2 separate regions of the Mus musculus genome follow, and region 2 is linked to region 1. Evidence: chromatin loops called from intact Hi-C (ENCODE). Cell type or tissue: heart. All regions are shown on one strand. Links, peaks and the distances in the headings refer to the core of each region. The heading gives the core; the rest is flanking DNA.

The links. Peaks named below come from ENCODE experiments on the same cell type or tissue, not always from the same donor. Only the 100,000 strongest peaks of a DNase experiment are listed, where the experiment ranks them.
Region 2: a loop joins it to region 1, with 5 times the contacts of the local background. A loop is called at or near these places in 1 of 42 quality-filtered maps.

What each region holds. Positions count from the first base shown.
Region 1 is chr3:94,308,594-94,311,510 of GRCm38, reverse strand. It overlaps Them4 (thioesterase superfamily member 4), which reads right to left and starts at 1,379. Exons shown (of 6, transcript NM_029431.1): 1 at 1,223-1,379. The coding sequence starts at 1,294. It overlaps Gm36010 (a long non-coding RNA gene), which reads left to right and starts at 1,458. Exons shown (of 4, transcript XR_867460.2): 1 at 1,458-1,639. In heart, for the core only: a CTCF peak has its summit at 1,274; a DNase peak (open chromatin) is centred at 1,310; H3K4me3 peaks cover 1,848 bases; H3K27ac peaks cover 1,364 bases.
Region 2 is chr3:94,586,438-94,589,354 of GRCm38, reverse strand. No RefSeq gene overlaps it. Among named protein-coding and RNA genes, the nearest start is that of Snx27, 5.2 kb to the right of the region's middle. In heart, for the core only: no CTCF peak of the experiment used is centred there; a DNase peak (open chromatin) is centred at 1,214.

The DNA of each region.
Region 1 (2,917 bases), core at 146-2,645:
TAAGTTATGACTTTTTCTGCCTCCTTTTAAGATACGTTACTAAATCAAAAGCAGCATGATGAAAAAAAAAAAAAGGCCTGCAAATACTAATGCTGTAATGTTCTCAGCTCAGCACAGACTGCCAGGCTCCAACATGTAATTAAACTAATTCATATTTGTTGTTGTAAGACTAGCACGAATCATTTTCTTTTCTAATCGGCAAGATGGTACCTGGCTGATGTCAATACATCAACATTCATCATTATTTTAAAATTGTGTGTGTGTGTCTATCACCCAGGGCCTCCAGCCCTCTTATTGTCTAGCAGGAAGCTGCAATAGCTTGAGAGAGATGCCACTCCCCTAATAATCAAAGTTCTTTTTCATTTCTCAATACAGAGCTGTTCCCTGTCAGCTGTCGTTCTTTATTACAACACATTGTATACAAACATTTGATTTGGCAAACTGATCCCATTCTCCCAAATTAAACCCGTAAATTTCTTGGGCGGAACGTTTTTTCCCCTTAGCTAACTATAATACGACCTATCGTCAGTGGCCAATCACACCTGACATATATGATAGTCTTTAAACTAACAGGCTCCCATTAGACAGTTTGGGCTAACTCTATCGAGCCAGTCCAAGAGCAATTTCTTTGATAGAGACAGTTCTTACTGTCGATATACATTTTCAGTACACACGGACACACACGCGGGCGTGAGTTGGAGCTCAACAAGTATTGACTACATCAATAGAACAAAGGCAGGGATAAAAATATGGACAGGCAACATTTAAGATTTACATTCCAGGTATGCTAAATGCTTCCCTTGCATTATCTCATTTAGTCTCATAACATCCTCTAAGATGATGAAAACGGGCTAGAGAGGGAGTAATTATCTGACAATCAGAAGTCTACTTCTTCCTGAATTGGTTATAACGAATCAGAGTCTATCAGGATTAGATCCCTGCTAAGGATAAATGGTCTTCTCCAGGGGTCAATAATGGCTCTTTCACAGTTTTCTGGGTGACCTTGCTTATCCTTTCTTATTATCTCAGTCTTAGTAGTGGCGATCCCATCCCTGCAGACCTAGTTCAACCTTGAGTCACTTTCCCTTCCGGCTCCTCCCGATTCGAATCTCAGGGCAGAAGAGCCCAAGAGCCCCGTCACAGCCAGGGGCAGGTGTTAGCTTAGTCTCGGTCGTGCTGTCTCCCCTTCTCGCCCCACGAAAGCAAGCGTCCCGGGACTCACCCTAGCTGCTCCTGGCCGCCTCGCAGGCGTGGCCCCAAGAGTGCGCAGGCGCATAGCGCAGTTTCTCAGCATTGCTCAAGCCGAGGGCAGGACGCTGCTCTCTGCTCTGTTCCAGAAAGAGCCACACTATCCACACGCCGACTCTGGGCTATTAACTGTGGAGGCGGGCGGGTGGAGGGCGGAGCCGCGCGCCGCCCACAGTGCTGGCGCCTCTCCGAATCCGGGCGGACCGAATCCTCTACACCCGCTTTTGGTTCCGGGAGATTTTGCGTCCGGCTCTCAGCCACGGTTACTGCACTGGCGCAGCGAGACAGCCTAGTTTAGTTCCTTGTTCACAGGCAGTTTAACGCTCCAGCCAGCGAAAGACTCATCATCTCGGCCGAACAGGAGCACACACAAGGAGTGGATAACCACTAGGTGCGGGTTGATGGTGTTGGTCTTCTGGGTGTAGAACACGTGCACATACATTTAAAACTCTGTCAGTCTCTACTATTTAACAGGTACACTCTTCAGGTGCCCCTTCTCTCCGCACGCGCGCATATGTGTCTGTGTACTGAAAATGTATATCAACTTTTACTCTAGTAAGAACCGTCTCTATCAAAGAAATTGCTCTTGGTCTGGCTCGATAGAGTTAGCCCAAACTGTCTAATGGGAGCCTGTTAGTTTAAAGACTATCCGTTGATTCACTGATTTGTTCTTTCTGTGCTGGGAACAGAAGAATCTCAGTGTCCCACAAAGGAATACAGAAGCAAAGCAATTATTTTTGTCAAAGGGTGCACCAAGATCCAACTACAGTTAGCAAGCACACAGGGGACAGGTGGTGACTGCCCCACGCTCCCCTGACCCCAATTGCCCGGCGTTTGTTGTGATTGACTAGTTTTAAAATGATAATTACAAAGGAAATGAAAAACTAATAGAAGGAGTTGTGGATAGTCTAATATTTGGATAGTGGTGTCATAAAGCATTTAATTCTAGCACTTAGGGGCAGAGGTGGGTGGTTCAAACCAGCTAAGACAACATAATGATACCTTATCTCAAAAACCTAACCAAACCAAACAACAAAAAGCAAAACAAAAACAAAGAAAGGAAGAGAAATCTGCATTGAGTTGGAGATATGGTTCGTAAGTTTAAAAGCAATGGTTAGAATCTGAGCGCCCACATGGCAGCTCACAGCTGTTTGCAATTCCAGTTCCAGGGGATTGGATACCCTCTCTTTCTTTTGGTTTCTGTGGGCACCAGGCATGCATGTGGTGCACAGACAAAACACCCATATAAATAAAGTCAAATAACAATAATAATAGTTGTTCTCTACTCTGTTTCACAGTGAGTCTTATATGCCTTCAAGTTCTTCTGTCTTTTACCTAAGACACCCTTTTTTTGTTTGTTTTTTGTTTTTTGTGTTTTGTTTTTCGAGGCAGGGTTTTTCTATGTAGCTCTGGCTGTCCTGAAACTCACTCTGTAGACCAGACTGGCCTCGAACTCAGAAATTCAACTGCCTCTGCCTCCCAAGTGCTGGGATTAAAGGCGTGTGCCACCACGCCTGGCCAAGACACCCATTTTTATCTGAAAGCTTTCTCTTTTGTTGGAGGCTAGAGCTAGAGGTGCCTGACATGAAGGAATAGAGTTGGTTACATACCACAATTCTAGACAACAGCGAGAGTACAATAGGAAAGGGATTAGGGACTTTATTTTTGA
Region 2 (2,917 bases), core at 202-2,701, 280 kb before region 1:
CCCTCCCTCCCTTCCTTCCTCTCTTTCTCTTTTCCTCTCTTCCTCTTTCTTTCTTTCTTTCTTTCTTTCTTTCTTTCTCTCTCTCTCTCTCTCTCTCTCTCTCTCTCTCTCTCTCTTCCTTTCTCTCTTTCTCTCTTTCTTGCTTTCATATCTCCATGGAGACGAAGTGGTGTCATGTGGAAGCGTCTCAAAGCCCACCCTTCTAACTTTTTATCTCTTCTTGCTCCCACCTTTTGTATTTGCAGAACTCCAATTTGAGTCTGGTATTCATTGGAAGCTATACATTCAGGGACAGCCCTACTCTTAGTGTCAGGAGACAGTCTTGACTCGTTTAAACTAGCCAAGGCAGTTGTGTTTGTTGTTGTCAATGGTTGGTTTAGCTTATTAGCATGTGAGACAGGAGAGAACACTAGGAAGGTGACTGCTGGGGAACTTGCTTGCTTTCCTTTGTGTATGAGTGTTTTGCCTACAGGTCTGTCTGTCTGTCTGTCTGTCTGTGCACCACTTGCTTGTCTGGTGCCCTTGCAAGTCAGAAGAGGGTATGTGATACTGTGGAATTGAAGTTGTGGATGGTTGTGAGGCATTATGTGGATGCTGGAACTCAAACTCGGGCCCTCTGCAAGGACCAGTTTGCCATTTTCTGGAAGCTTGCATTCAGCTTGGGAAGGTAAAGCCCAGCTAAATACTCTCTGTCATGTTCTAAACTGAGCTGTGCTGACCATAGATGCAGTAAGGAGTTACATTGATTTTCCTTTTGCTGTTTTTGTTACTACAGACCCAGCAGCTTAAAACAGCTGTTCTTCCTATTGGAGGGCTTGGTGTCAAGAGTCCATCTAGGCACAGCTTGTTTGGGGCCTCTATTCAGATTTCACATGGCTACAATCAAGGTTCTGTTAGGCGGTTTCTTTGTGGCACTTGGGTCCTCTTCCACGTGTCATGTGTTTGTTGGCAGAATTTCATGAGGATATAAGTTGGAGGGACCTATGGTCTTCCTATCCCCAAGAGCCACTCAGGTTCTGAAGTCCCCTGTTGCTTCACGTATGTGGGTTGCCTCCTAGACAGTTCTGAACCTTCCCCAAAGCCAGCAGGACCAGTCTTGCTAAGAAGCAGCCTTACTTGACACAGCAGAATCATGGGTGTGACACAGCTGTCAACTTTGGCACATTTTATTGCCCAGAAGCAAGTCACGGGTTCTACTTACCTTCAAGGGAGGGGGTTACACAAGAGCGTGACTCATTAAGGGGTCATCCGGAACTGTAGTTGCCTCAGGGATTTAGAAAAGGGAAATGTCAGAGAGAGTAGCAGTCTTCAGGGACACTGGAGAGAGACTTCAGCTAGGGCTTGGCCGAGGAGAGTTCAGAGCAGCAAAAAGGTAAAAAACATCTACAACCAAAAGGTTGTGTGAGCAGACATGCAGAGGTGGGGTTTCCACTTAAGTATCTCTGCTTGAAAAGGGTGATGGAACTCACTGCCCCTGCAGGTCACAGGATGTAGGGAGAATTTATCAAGATGGTGGACAGAGGAAAGAGAGTATCTGGCTTTGGTCAGAACACTCCAGTTCAAGGTTCAGTTCTTGGGTTAATTAGCAGGTCTGCTGTTATCTGAGCCTTTGTGAGGGTAAACTGGGCTCTGAGGTGGGATGTGCTCTGCAAACAATGAGTGGTCCAAGTCTGATACTGAAGACAGCTTTGCTGACTTCCAAGACTCCGTGTGTCCGAGTCCCCCGGTCTCTGATTCCTCTTAACTGATCTCTTTGCTCTTCAAGTCTTCTGCATAGTGGCTAGAGGAAACGTTTCCTGGGCAGCTTAGCTTAGAGTAAGGTATTGTCTACTTTACTCTGTCATTTGTCACCACCCAAAGGCTTCCAAACCTATGCAGTGGCCCAGACTCCAGTGTCCAGTCGTGACTTGACAAATTGTCTTGGGCTTCTCACAGGCTCTTCAGGTTCACTAGGCTCCAAGTGAACTCTGTGTCACTCCTCTTCCTTCTTGTACTGGGGGACTGTGTACCCTCACTTCCTCCCTGTGCCACGGTACCTGAGATCCTCCCAGGTTCTGAGCCTCTCCTCTCCCACACCTCCCTCCTTGTATCCCCTCTGCTACCGCCCTAGTTTGAGTCCCATTAATTCTCCCGAATCACTGCAACTGCTTCTTAATTATCTATCTCAGCTCACTCTCCAGACGTCCCGGAGCATGAACTTTTCTGAAGTGCAAGTTTGACAATGTGGTTAATCCATTCAAGAAGCATTCAAAGACCCCTAAAATCCTAGGAATGAAATTCCAATTCCCGGGCACAGACAATATCTAGTATCTTGGAGCCTCCCAAGTTCTAACTCTCCTGTCTTCCAACTCTGTTCTCCCGGCCACAGTCCTACTGAGCAGCACATTCCCACACTACACTGAGGTTCTTTCGGACCTCAACATCCCTCACCATCATTCTCTGTTGTGAATTTGTCCATGTATAACCACATCTCCCTATGCCCTCACCTCCAGATGCTTGAAAGTGTCTGTCACCTCTCTCAGTGTGATTTAACTGTTCTAGTTTTGTCTTTTGCTATCTTGACTGCTAGCCTATGAACTTTTAAGACATTTCACATAGCCCAGGCTGGCCCTGAACTCAGTAAGTAGCTCTGTGAGGCTGGCCTTGAACTTTTGCATCTAGTTCTCCAGTGTATATATGTATATACCATTGCATGGACTTGGCAACTTATTCTCTCTCTCTCTCTCTCTCTCTCTCACACACACACACACACACACACACAAGCATATACATGTACATTTTTTTTGTCATGTTGTTTTGTTTTGAGGCAAGGTTTTGCTGTGTAGCACTGGTTGTCCTTGAACTCTCTCTGTAGACAAGGCTGACCTCAAACTCACAGAGATCACCCAAGTGCTGGGATTAAAATCATGTGCCACCA